Linked DNA regions of Homo sapiens: region 2 is linked to region 1. The links are chromatin loops, found by intact Hi-C in ENCODE. Cell type or tissue: heart right ventricle. All regions are shown on one strand. Each heading gives the region's core, and the rest is flanking DNA. Links, peaks and the distances in the headings are about the cores only.

Region 1 (6,026 bases), core at 562-5,561:
CTATTGAGTTGGGGGACCTGACAGACGACTGATGGTCTTGCTAGCTCTCTCCTAGAGAGGAGATAAAAGAGGTTCCCATTCCTAAAGCAGGCCCTGAGCCAGGAAAATTAGAGGTGCTGGACCAAACTGTGCTCTACTCCCAGGAAGTGTGCAGTCAATATATGACACCTACGTGAGACCCTCAAAAATGAAAACCAAACAGCTACTGGCAAAACTGTGTCTGCCATTAGAGATGGCGGCTGTGCCAGTGACCTGGAGGATTACAAATGACTGCTGTGCAGAAACAGGACTCCTAAGGGGCCCAACTTATGCCGATGCACTCCATTCTGCTTCCCAAGGAAGTGGGGTTTATGATGAAGGGTAGCATTGCTAGGCACAGTAAACAAGAACACAGCATTGTGATCTGAAAATAAGGAAATCATGCCAGCTAATGTATTGATTGAGGATAAGTTGGCCTGGGGATGTGATTCACTCTAATTTTTCAGAAACATCTGAAAATATTTCAAACCAAAGGCTAAAATGTGTTTCAGTGGGATGAGATGGACTTAGGGGAATTGGGGTTAGAACTTGAGGGTTATTTTGTGAAACATGAAGGGACTTAGAGAAAGGAAATCAACAGCTGCATAAATGGGCATGTCTCTGGCTGGAGAAATGTGGAGAATGGAGTTCTGATACACTGTTAGAAGGATCTTATGTAGCATTTTTATAGCTGACCTAGAAGAACACAAAATTTCCAAGGCTGTGTTATAATGCGCTTTTCCAGGTAAACCAAGAGGAATATACCCCAGGAAGGTTGCATAATTAGGATCAAGTGTTTTCAAGTTTTCATATTCCAAGCTTTGGTTCTATGCCTACACTGTTCAATCCAGTAGCCACTAGCTACATGTGAGTATTTAAATGAAATAAAGGTAAACATCTAGCTTGTCAACCGCACAAGCCACAGTTCCAGTATTTGATAACCTCAGGGCTACCGTAAGAGACAGTGCAAATACACAACATTTTCTTCCTTTTTTCTTTCTTCTTTCTTTCTTTTTTCTTTCTTTTTTCTTCTTTTTTTTTTTTGAGACAGAGTCTTGCTCTGTCACCCAGGCTGGAGTGCAGTGGCACAATCTCGGCTCACTGCAACCTCTGCCTCCCAGTTTCAAACCATTCTCCTGCCTCAGCCTCATGAGTAGCTGGGATTACAGGCACCTGACACCATGCCTGGCTAAGTTTTGTATTTTTAGTAGAGACAGGGTTTCACCATGTTGTCCAGGCTGGTCTTGAACTCCTGACCTCAAGTTATCTGCCCGCCTCAGCCTCCCAAAGTGCTGGGATTACAAGCGTGACATTTTCATCATCGCAGAATAGTCTATGGGGCAGCACTGGTCTACACAATGCATTCTTATCTGGTACTAATTGTGAATGACTCCATGAGGATGCTGGCGTCATGTGCTTCTGTTGATCTGTAGGGCAGAATGGCCACTAACTTGACATCATATGGAAGTGCTATAGGGAACATCCTCCCCTTACAATGGGCTATGCCACACCTGGGGTAGTTCGAATGAGTCTGCTTCTTAAAAGAGACATAAAGCAAAAACACTGCACAGACCATGGGGTTGATAGGCTCAAAGCATCATGTGGTATAAATAGCTCACTGGTGTGCTAGGAGTATTGATTCCTTTAGCCCTGGAGCAAGCAAACAGGGCCTGCCAGGAGTGACCACAGCCCTTCAATTTCCCCAGCTTCTACCAGGCTCCTTGCAGGCTGCCTGTGCAGTGCAGGTCGGTCTGCCTGCCCCATGGTCCCTGCAGATGACAAGAAGGATGGATGCTGTCTGACACCTCCAGCATGGCCAAGGAGATGGCTCATCATGCTGACATCCTATAGGCAACTAGTCCTCATTGTGGGCAGGGAGCCCGTGAGGCTGATGGGGAGTCTGTGCTCCTCAAGACCCAGAAGCACAGCAGGGTGTGGAGCCTGTGGCTGGCAGGGGGAATCTGAGAGCTCGCTGCTCCAGACAGCTGCTCCGAATCTCTGTATGCACGCATGTGATATATGATATACGGGATGGTGTTGCAAGTTGGGTTCCAGGGACGTAGACTCTGAAATGCAGGTTGAAGTGCAGGGAGCTTGTTAGGGAGCAGTCTCAGGATTATCAGCCCTGGTGGAAGGGAAAGAAGTAGAATTAGCAGTGGGAGAAGTTGGGCTGCAAAGCAGTCTCAGTGAAGGTCTCAATCAACCCGTGTGGGGATCTCTGAAGCTGGGATGGCCCTTTGGATTGCCCCAAGATGAAGTGAGGGAGACACTTCTATATTCCTGCATCAGGTAGTCATTGGACGCAGGCTGTTCCCTGAAGAGCATGTGATTTCATTGACATGACCTCAGCTAGGCGGCTCTTTTCAGCCTGTGGCCCATAGGACATGTCCATAAGGGGTGTTTTCTTCACATTCTATACAACCTGGTGAGCACTTCTGGAGTGAGCTGCTCTGGCTTGGGGAGACGCTGGAAGAGTTCCAGGCCCTCTCCTGTGGCTCTATCCAAGGAGAGTGCTGACTCCAAAGGAGGGGGTTCCCAGCCTCCCCTCAGTTATGGATTAGCTGGGTTATTTTTCCTAAATCATCTTGAGTTTCACCACGAGGTGGTGCTACTGCCCTACAGGGATAGCTTTGAGCCACTTGCCTGGCCCCCCGCCCCCAAAGCCCCAATCACATCCCCCTTCCACCCTTTCTCTATCTCCATGATATGAGTGAGATTCAGCAAGGCTCTGAGTCTCTGCTACTGAGGGCATCTGGTGGTGCTTACCTCTCCTCATGCCAGCGACATGGGGTTAGGGATCTGCTCTCTGGCTTCTCCTCCCAGGCAACAGGGAGTATCTGACCCTCTCACACCTCACCCAAGGGCCTCCCAGGGTCTTGTGCCCCGGGCCTCTGAGCATAGTCCGTGCTGACAGTGAGCGAGGCTGCAGGTTCCCTCTGAGGTCCAGCCAAGTTATGTAGTCCTTCCAGTGTTTCTAACCAGCCACACCACCGAGCTCAGTGCTGGGGATATGGCGATGAACAAGACAGTCGCCACCCCCAAGAAAAGCACTGTGCAGTGGGAGAAGACAGCCCTACAGACAGATGAGTACTAGGCATGCCAAGTGGAAGCTGCAAAGTGTTAACAAGTTAAAAGTAACAGTTAACAAGTAAACTGCTGTCTCCCAGGCCTGGCTCTGCCATTTGCTATTTGTATGACCCTGGGCAAGTTACTTAATGTTTTTGAGCCTCAGTTTCTTCACAGAATGGTAACAATAATAGTACCTACCTCATAGATTTGCTGTTGTTGTGATATAATCTGTGTAAAGCATTTATAACAGTACCTGGCACGTAGTTATCAATCATGTGTTGGCCAACATCACTATTGGGTTGCTGAGATGGCCAAATAAGTTTTTATCAAGGAGGTGACATTGCTCCCACATTCCGACCTCCGATCCCTGATGGGCCCTCTAGATTCACTCCAGGCTGATTTTTTGGGGCGCCTCTTCCGGATCTCAGCTTCTTGGTGCTAGGGACTCCTGCTCCATGATATCTACCAGAACTGAGAGAAGGTGTCATTGTACCACCTGGCCACCAGGGGGCAGGTGTGCCACTTAATAAACCAAATTGGCCCCAGCCGAAAGCTGCCTGGGGAGAAAAGTGTGGGAAAGAGGTGGGAAGATAGGAATATAAATCTGAAATGCATGGAACTCTAGTGACTACTGTCCCCAACTTCTTTCAGTCATGTTCTTTATTTGTCAATGTCAATCCTTCAACAATCACCAACACCTGGACTTCACTACATGCGTATTTACTGACCTATAATTAATGTCAGTATTCTCTGGCAAGGGGTGGCTTATGCCCAGAGAAAAGGGAATCAAGACAAGTTTCAAGAATCGGGTTTGATCGATTCATTTATCCCCATGTTTGTTGGAACCCTGCTTCTCTGATGAGGTATAAACCCCACCATGATCTCTTCAGTGTCATTTGTCTTTGTTCCAGACATTGAAACTTAACCGACCACCGTGTCTGGGTACGTGCAGTTCTCTGAACGTGCAGCTCTGTGGCTTGCCTCTAAACCAGAGTTTCTCAAGCATTTGGGTCCTGGCATCCTTTTACTCTCTTAAAAAGAAGGACCCCAAAGAACTTTTGTGTGTGTGGGTTAGATTCATCAATATGTACCATTAGAAATTAAAACAGACATTTTTAAAGTGTATTCTTTAAATGTGGCAATAATGAATCTATTAAAAGTTAGAACAAATAACACATTTTTTTCTTTAAAATAACCAGTTTCCAAAGTAAAACTAATTTAATGACAAGACAGTATTGTTTCACAGTTTTGCAAATCTCTTTAATGTCTGGTTTAGTAGAAGGCAGCCAGATTCTCATATTGGCTTCTGCATTCAACCTGTTATGATATCATGTGTCAAGAAGCCTCCGGAAAACTCCACTGTACACTTGTGAGAAAATGAGAGTCAAAAAGGCTAATAATGTCCCTGCTAGAAAATGAAATGCAAACAGACTTATGCAAATTTAAACACCTTCCTTTCAACTTCAGAACCTGTGAAGTTAATTCCATGTGGCTTCAGAAACTTCATACTAACTCCTCTCCCTAAAGTGTCTGCCACATCCCCCTCATTCTGTACTTGGCTAATTCGTGTGTGTGTGTGTGTGTGTGTGTGTGTGTGTGTGTGTGTATGTGTGAAAGAGAAGGACAGAAAGAGAGAGAGATGGTCTCTCTGTGGCCTAGGCCGGAGTGCATGATCATAGCTCACTGCAGACTCAAACTCCTGGGCTCAAGCAATCCTCTCATCTCAGCCTCCTGAGCAGCTGGGACCACCGGCACACTCAGCTAATTTTTTTGTGTTTTGTAAAGACGAGGTCTCTCTATGTTGCCTAGGCTAGTCCTGAACTCCTGACTTGAAGCAAACCCCCTCCCTTCCTCCCAAGCCTTGGCCTCTCAAAGTGCTGGGGTTACAGGTGTGAGCCACCGTGCCTGGCCACCAATTTGTTTTTGACTAAATGCAGAATGTAGCATTTGTCCCTCTTTATATTTATCTGATTTTATTATCCCACACTGGCCTGCTCGAATGTTTTGAATCCTCATTTTGTCATCCAGTATTCTCACCATCCCTCCTGCTCTTGCATCTTCCAAAAGCTAGGTCTGCAGACCATATTCAGAGTTGACTGAGACAGAGCCAAAGACTGTGTCCTCTTGCAGGTTAACATTAGCTCATGAACCAGAAGCTCTTTGGTTCAGTTGTTCAAGACCTCACCGATAAGGAAGGGAAGCGGGTGGGTAATGAGAGACTGAGCCTCAGGTGAGGGGAGTCATTGGAAAGACTCAGGTACCACAGGAATGCGGGGAACTTGTCAATGCTGCCACAGCCCCTCCCTCCTCAGGACTCAACAGCCTCACTCCAAGTCTGAACAGACTCTTTAAGAATTAGACAGATCTGAGCCAAGGGTCACAGATCCAGGGTTATTTGATCTAGGGGATGCACAAGGGGTGGATCAAGTATCAAATTTCAAGCTGGGTTGTTCTGCAAATTGTCTGAGCTGGACTCTGGGAAGGAAGGCATGGCCTCCTAGATACTGGTTGCTGAGAGGAGGAAGGCAGGAAGAAGCTCCCGTGAGCTCCTGGGGGTAGTGGGCAGAGCTCCCCTTAGACCTCCAGACCTTGGTGGTGAAAGGAGAAGTCACACATAGCCTGGTCGACAGCCCTTATTTAGCTCCGTAGGGCCTCCCCGCTGCACTCTTCACTTGCACTCAGAAGCCTACTGGGCCTCTGGAAAGGCCCATGCCACCCTGACCCAATCCCAAATCCTGGCTGGACATGGTGGCTCATGCCTGTAATCCCAACACTTTGGGAGGCCGGGGAGGGAGGATTACTTGAGGCCAGGATTTCAAGACCAGCCTGGGCAACATAGAGAGGCGGCATCTCTACAAACAAATTTTAAAAATAAATTAGCTGGGCCTGGTGGCATGTGCCTGTAGTCCTAGCTACCTGGGGGGCCAAGGTGGGAGGAC
Region 2 (6,026 bases), core at 653-5,652, 190 kb after region 1:
CAGATGGATAGCAGAATAGTAGGATGGGAATTGCTGTGGCACCTTTCTTGAATGGCACATCAAAGCCCAGACCTGTTCACTCAGGAGAGATCTTGGGATGGAGAACAGTGGTAGAATTGTTATTTGGTTTGTCTCTTAAAGATTCTTAAATTTTATGTGACACTTCAGCATTTAAACTTCATGCTGTCGAAATACCAACGTGAGAGGTCAGAGGAAAAGAAGATAAAGAGTGCAGGCACTCAGGCAGTTGACATGGGTAAAACTAAATATTTGGGCCTCACTAGAATCTTTCTATTGGTTTACTATCTCTTCAGAGAATAGTGTAAATGAGGAAGATATGCCTGAGTCCTGGGGTCTATTTTAACCTACCACTTATAGCTTGCTTTATTGACATTTCAGATCACCCAAGCCAGTGAACACATTCATGATGATCCTGAAGCTGATCGTGGGGGAAAATGTTTTATAAAACTAGGGGCATCCTTTGGGTGGATGAAACCGATGAAATCAGGATGAAACAAGCAGATTAATAAGGGTTGAGCATAGGCCATAAGAAATATTAAAAAACATATAAAACTGTCATCAATGATAAAATATTCTCCGCTACTAACAAGTTACTGAAATATATCAAACGTTCTTCTGATCCTTGGCTGGTTCTCTTTGAGGAATGAGTCGCTGCAGTTAGTTTCTGCCACCTCGGGATGGAGACCAGTGGGCTCCGGGCAGAGCACTGAGGAGGCACTTGCTAAATGTTCACTGAATGAAAAGCGAGTAAAGCTGGAGACTGTTGTGGCCATGCATTGTCCATGAACACCAGGCAAAAGTTATAAATTAATTTGATTGTAAATTAATTTGATATTATAAAAGGAAAACTAAAACCATTCTGTAACCAGAGTAGTGGAAATACACGAAAATAGATGACTCCGTCATACCATCGATCCTGTACTAGAACAGAATTTGCAATACCATTTAGAATACTTCTGGAACTCTGTCCCAGTAAGAGCAATAGAAGATGAGCTTTTATCACAACAAAGTGCTCTGAGCTGTATAGTTTTCTTGACTTGTTTTTTTTTTTTTTTTTTTTTTTTTTGAGACAGAGTCTTGCTCTATTGCCAGGCCTGGAGTGCAGTGGCACAATCTCAGCTCACTGCAACCTCTGCCTCCTGGGTTCAAGCAATTTTCCTGTCTCAGCCTCCTGAGTAGCTGGGATTACAGGTGTGCACCACCACGCCCAACTATTTTTTGTATTTTTAGTAGAGACGGGGTTTTACCATGTTGGCCAGGCTGGTCTCGAACTTCTGACCTCAGGTGATCTGCCTGCCTCAGCCTCCCAAAGTGCTGGGATTTCAGGGGTGAGCCACCATGCCTGACCCTTCTTGACATTTTCAGTTTATCTTATTTGACCCTTGCAACTGTGTTCAGTGAGATATTTAGAGCAGCTGTTACTTGGATAGGAAAACAAAGAGCTGAAAAGGTTAAATTACATGCCCAAAGTTATGTCAATAATGACATAACTCAGACTCTGTGCTGTTTCCAGTAACCTCTATCAGGTCCCCTCTTATGGAATCCAGTAATGATGTGGACTTTACTGAGTAAACCCCTAGCACTGCAAACCATTGAGTGTGGATTCAGTGGTGCTACAGACTGAATGTTGTGTCCTACCCAAAATCCATATGTTGAAATCCTAATCCCCACTGTGATGGTATGTGGAGACGGGGCCTTTGGGAGGTAACTGGGCCATGAGGGTGGAGCCCTCATGCTGGGATTACTACCCTTATTAAAAAGGAACAGGAAAGAGCTGCTTCTTCCCCCACCCCACCCCCGTTCTCTCTGGCTCTTTTTCTGTCTGTCTCTGTCCTCTGCCACGTGAGGATACAGTGAGACAACAGCCATCTGCAAACCAGGAAGAGGGCCCTCACCAAACACCAGGTCTGCTGGCTTCTTGATCATGGACTTATCAGTGTCCAGAACTGTGAGAAATAAATGTTTCTTGTTTAAGCCACCCAGTGTATGGTATTCTTAAAATAGCCTCCTGAACTAAGAGACATGAAAACTAGAATTGGTCTGCCTATCAGTGGGATTATAAATGTGCAGTGTATTTTAAAGAGTTGATCTCCAAAGTACAGTACTTAGCACGTAATATGAAGTTAATAAATGTTTGCTAGATAAAGGAACGAATGCAGGCAGTATAGAATGAGAATGAAGTATCCAGATGAAGCCTTAAGTTTGGCTGAAAGCACTTGTCTGAACATTTAAAGACCTTTTCATCATCAATGAGGATTATTTTAATTCCCTTTTATAGGATTGTGTTCAGAGTGTTCCTCCCCAAAATGTTTTTTGAATACCAAATGAATGTAAAAAGGAATAGGGTTATAATGTTCTGTTTCTCATGTGGAACTCCCTTGTTCATGGCAGTTCAAATAGACTAATATTAGCTAATATTTATATACATCCTACTGTGTGGCAGGCACTTTACCAAGGGTTTTGCATATATTATCTCAATCCTAGAAACATGCAGAATAGGTTTTCCTGTGAAGCTGGGGGTCAAGCAGAAGCTAGTCTGACTTAGACGCTCATATTCTTCCTCGTACACTGCAGTGGTTGCTGAGCCACTGTCAGGATAACACAAGAGCACAGCGGCTGGAGAAGGCAGGCTGGCAGCTGGCATTTCTTCGGTATTACTACCACCTACTGGATGTTCAGAAAATAACAGTATGCATGTGGCAGAAAGCATTCTGATAGGAATAAAAATGAAAGTGAATTTTAATTTCTTAAGATTTTCGGCCAGGCGCGGTGGCTCACGCCTGTAATCCTAGCAGTTTGGGAGGCCAAGGCGGGCAGATTGCCTGAGCTCAGGAGTTCGAGACCAATCTGGGCAACATGGCAAAACCCCATCACTACTAAAATACAGAAAATTAGCTGGGCATGGTGGTGCATGCCTGTATTCCCAGCAACTCCGAAGGCTGAGGCACGAAAATCACTTGAGCCTGGGAGGCAGAGGTTGCAGTGAGCTGAGATTGCACCACTGCACTCCAGCCTGAGCAATAGAGTGAGACCCTGTCTCAAACAAAAAAAGATTTTGACTGCTTAGTATCTGTAAAAGTCTCCTTCTAGTGCATATAGCAAAAATGAAGATGTAATCTTTGATCATGTTGTTCAGTATTGAAACCTGGGAGGAGGATATAGTGAAAGGAGGGAGTACGGCAGACAGTTTGTTACGGCAAGTTCATTCAGCCAGCATACAGGTCCTGGTGGCCTTCTCTGTGCCAGTCACTGTGGTGGTTGGCTTGAGTAGTTGGCAGACAGGAAGGGATGTCAGTGCTTATTTGGGCCCTGTTATGAGACATTGGATTTACTCTGTCCTGTAGCCTGACAGTCCTGGGCCACGGTCACGTAGGGAAGCTGTGGAATCATGGTGGAGTGTCCAGACAGGGAGCATACCTCAAAGTCAGTGCCTAACTATGGCTAGGTCAGAACTCCCATCTTCCTACATCAAGGACAGCCCCCTTCCTAATGTGTCACAAGGTCTTTCTAGGGACTTGTGGGGGAGTGTGTGGGCAGCATTTTTCCTCCCCTCAGTACTTCAGTGCATGAGACCTAGATTTAAGCTAAATATTGACTAAATTTTGAAGAGGAGGTGTCACAAAAATGCATTTAGAAAGGAATGTGCAGAAAGGGCTGTTCTTCCTTGAGAGAGGGGGGTGTGTGTGTGCATGGACATGGTGGGCAATGCTGTTTGTGTGTAATATTCAGGTCGGCTTTACTGGCCTACAGAGATACCTGCTTTTCTTCTACTTCCCCTTCTCAGTTTCTAACATCAGTGAGTCATTTTGATGTTTACTTTATGAGGCCTCTTTAAGTGGTAAAATACAGTGATTTTGTTTAGTCTCACTTGGATAATTGAATATGCATTTCTGTAACATCAGAGAAAAACTATATTTAACTATTAAGTCAACACAGACCCTGAATTATGATGAAGTAGCACACTTGCAATGGCAAAAAGCCAAGTTGACACCAAGAAGTGTCATAGTTTTGTGGTCATTGATTTGATTTCTCAAAGATTATGCCATGTTCAGTTATGTCTTTTCTACACTTTGTACCAAGCCTTTTGTGAGTGCTAAACATCTTTGAATTATCTGTGATGAGGTATTGCTCACTGGGCAGGTATTAGTTTATGAGGATGGTGAAAAGACCAAAGGAAAGGACTCACTCACAATTCTGTCCAACAATAAATAGAGTTGACTGAGATGGCAGTGTTTTTTTCCAGCTGAAGTTGCTACCTGGCTGGGTGTGGTGGCTCACGTCTGTAAGCCTAGCACTTTGGGAGGCTGAGGCAGGTGGATCACTTGAGGTCAGAAGTTCGAGACCAGCCTGGCCAACATAGTGAAACCCCATCTCAACTAAATATACAAAAATTAGCTGGGTGTGGTGACACGCACCTGTAGTTTCATCTACTCGGGAGGCTGAGGAAGGAGAATCTCTTGAACCTGGGAGGTAGAGGTTGCAGTGAGCTGAGATCACACCACTGCAGCCTGGCCAACATAGTGAAACCCCGTCTCAATGAAATACACAAAAATTAGCTGGGTGTGGTGACACGCACCTGTAGTTTCAGCTACTCGGGAGGCTGAGGAAGGAGAATCTCTTGAGCCTGGGAGGTGGAGGTTGCAGTGAGCTGAGATCACACCACTGCACTCTTAACCTGGGTGGCAGAGCGAGACTCTGTCTCAAAATGAAAAATGAAATTAAATTAAATAAAATAAAAAAATAAAAGTAAAATGTAAAATAAAATAATAAAATAAAGTTGCTATCAACCTTATTTTAACCCTAACATCCTACAATTCAAGACCTGGGGCAGTATTATCCATAGAGTCTGGCAGTAGTGGAAGCTCTGCATGGTTACAGACTTTATCATAATGTCCTCACCTCTGGCCCTGAACTAGCCAGCAACCTCAAAGTGCCAGAGGGTTCCTGCCAAATACGTTTCCCTCCTGGCTTGTCAGAATGCCTGAAAATCCTGTCCTAGACTTCTTAGAGACACAAACATTTTAAACTTAGCCCAGGTATTACTATAATTTGAAAATAGTAACATATGAGCTAATTTGTCCATTAACAAAGACGATTTTATTTTATCAGTCCCATGCTTTGGAGAGGAGGATCCTGAAGGAAACTAAAAGCAGGCCTCGGGAGGCAAAAGCCAAGATAGGGTTTAGGTTAAGTCAGAAGTGAAAAAGGATGATTTAACCGGGGACATGAAGCATAAAGAAAGTAGGTATAGATAGTCTTTTTACCTCCCACAGGCTCAGAGTTTTGCCTTAGTTGGGGCTGGAGAGGCTGAGATCCCAGGCTGATAAATTTGACATAGAGGTTTTCCTGAGTAGACTCAGTACTAGGTAATCATAACTTATGGCTCTGGTTATTGTTACCTCAGTGATAGATTGAGCTTAATGGAGGGTAGGGTTCAGTAGGATGTTGCAAGGCAGCTACCATGTGCCTTTAACTCCCACCGCAAACCAAATAGCAAAGCCATCTGAAGCCCGCAATTTGCTGGAAGGGCAGAAGCAAAAATAAAGAACCAGATTCAAATGAACTTCTGTAACTACCATCAGGATATCCTCAAGGGCTCTAGCTTTAGAGGGTCATCTGTCCCATTGATGCTGGAAAACATAACCTGAGCCTCTTTCTTGTGTCACTAGAAGATATCAGTCTTTGTTGGGTCCCAGCAACACCTACCTAGGGAGTGTTTACACACACACACAAATCCAGCCATACTGTTCCCTGTCAGCTCTCCTGTGGGCAGCTGCCCAGGCTTCCCTGCTGTGGTTGTAGCCTCGTTTCTAGGCTTCCTCTCCACCCCAGGCCTGCTTAACACCAGGCATGGATGCAGTCCCTTCCGTTAGCCTTCCAAACACAGCTGATACTAGAAGGCACAGTTTAACAATACTTTACCATATACTTGAAGATACCACTGGGGCCTTATGGGACACAAATGAACTTTAAAACCAGGCACCCCTGCTCCTGGAGTCCAGTGG

What was found. A loop is a pair of places that touch in the nucleus more often than their neighbours do. Peaks named below come from ENCODE experiments on the same cell type or tissue, not always from the same donor. Only the 100,000 strongest peaks of a DNase experiment are listed, where the experiment ranks them.
Region 2: it touches region 1 in a loop (17-fold over the local background); 36 of 110 quality-filtered maps call a loop at or near these places.

The regions. Positions count from the first base shown.
Region 1 is chr12:47,835,350-47,841,375 of GRCh38, reverse strand. It overlaps LINC02354 (long intergenic non-protein coding RNA 2354), which reads right to left. Exons shown (of 3, transcript XR_007063292.1): 3 at 1,268-3,558. Among named protein-coding and RNA genes, the nearest start is that of LINC02354, 9.2 kb to the right of the region's middle. In heart right ventricle, for the core only: CTCF peaks have their summits at 2,405, 2,612 (motif pointing right), 3,393 and 3,595 (motif pointing right); DNase peaks (open chromatin) are centred at 2,674 and 3,585; H3K27ac peaks cover 403 bases.
Region 2 is chr12:47,648,481-47,654,506 of GRCh38, reverse strand. No RefSeq gene overlaps it. Among named protein-coding and RNA genes, the nearest start is that of RPAP3, 55 kb to the left of the region's middle. In heart right ventricle, for the core only: a CTCF peak has its summit at 2,699 (motif pointing left); DNase peaks (open chromatin) are centred at 1,862, 2,686 and 2,874; H3K4me3 peaks cover 280 bases.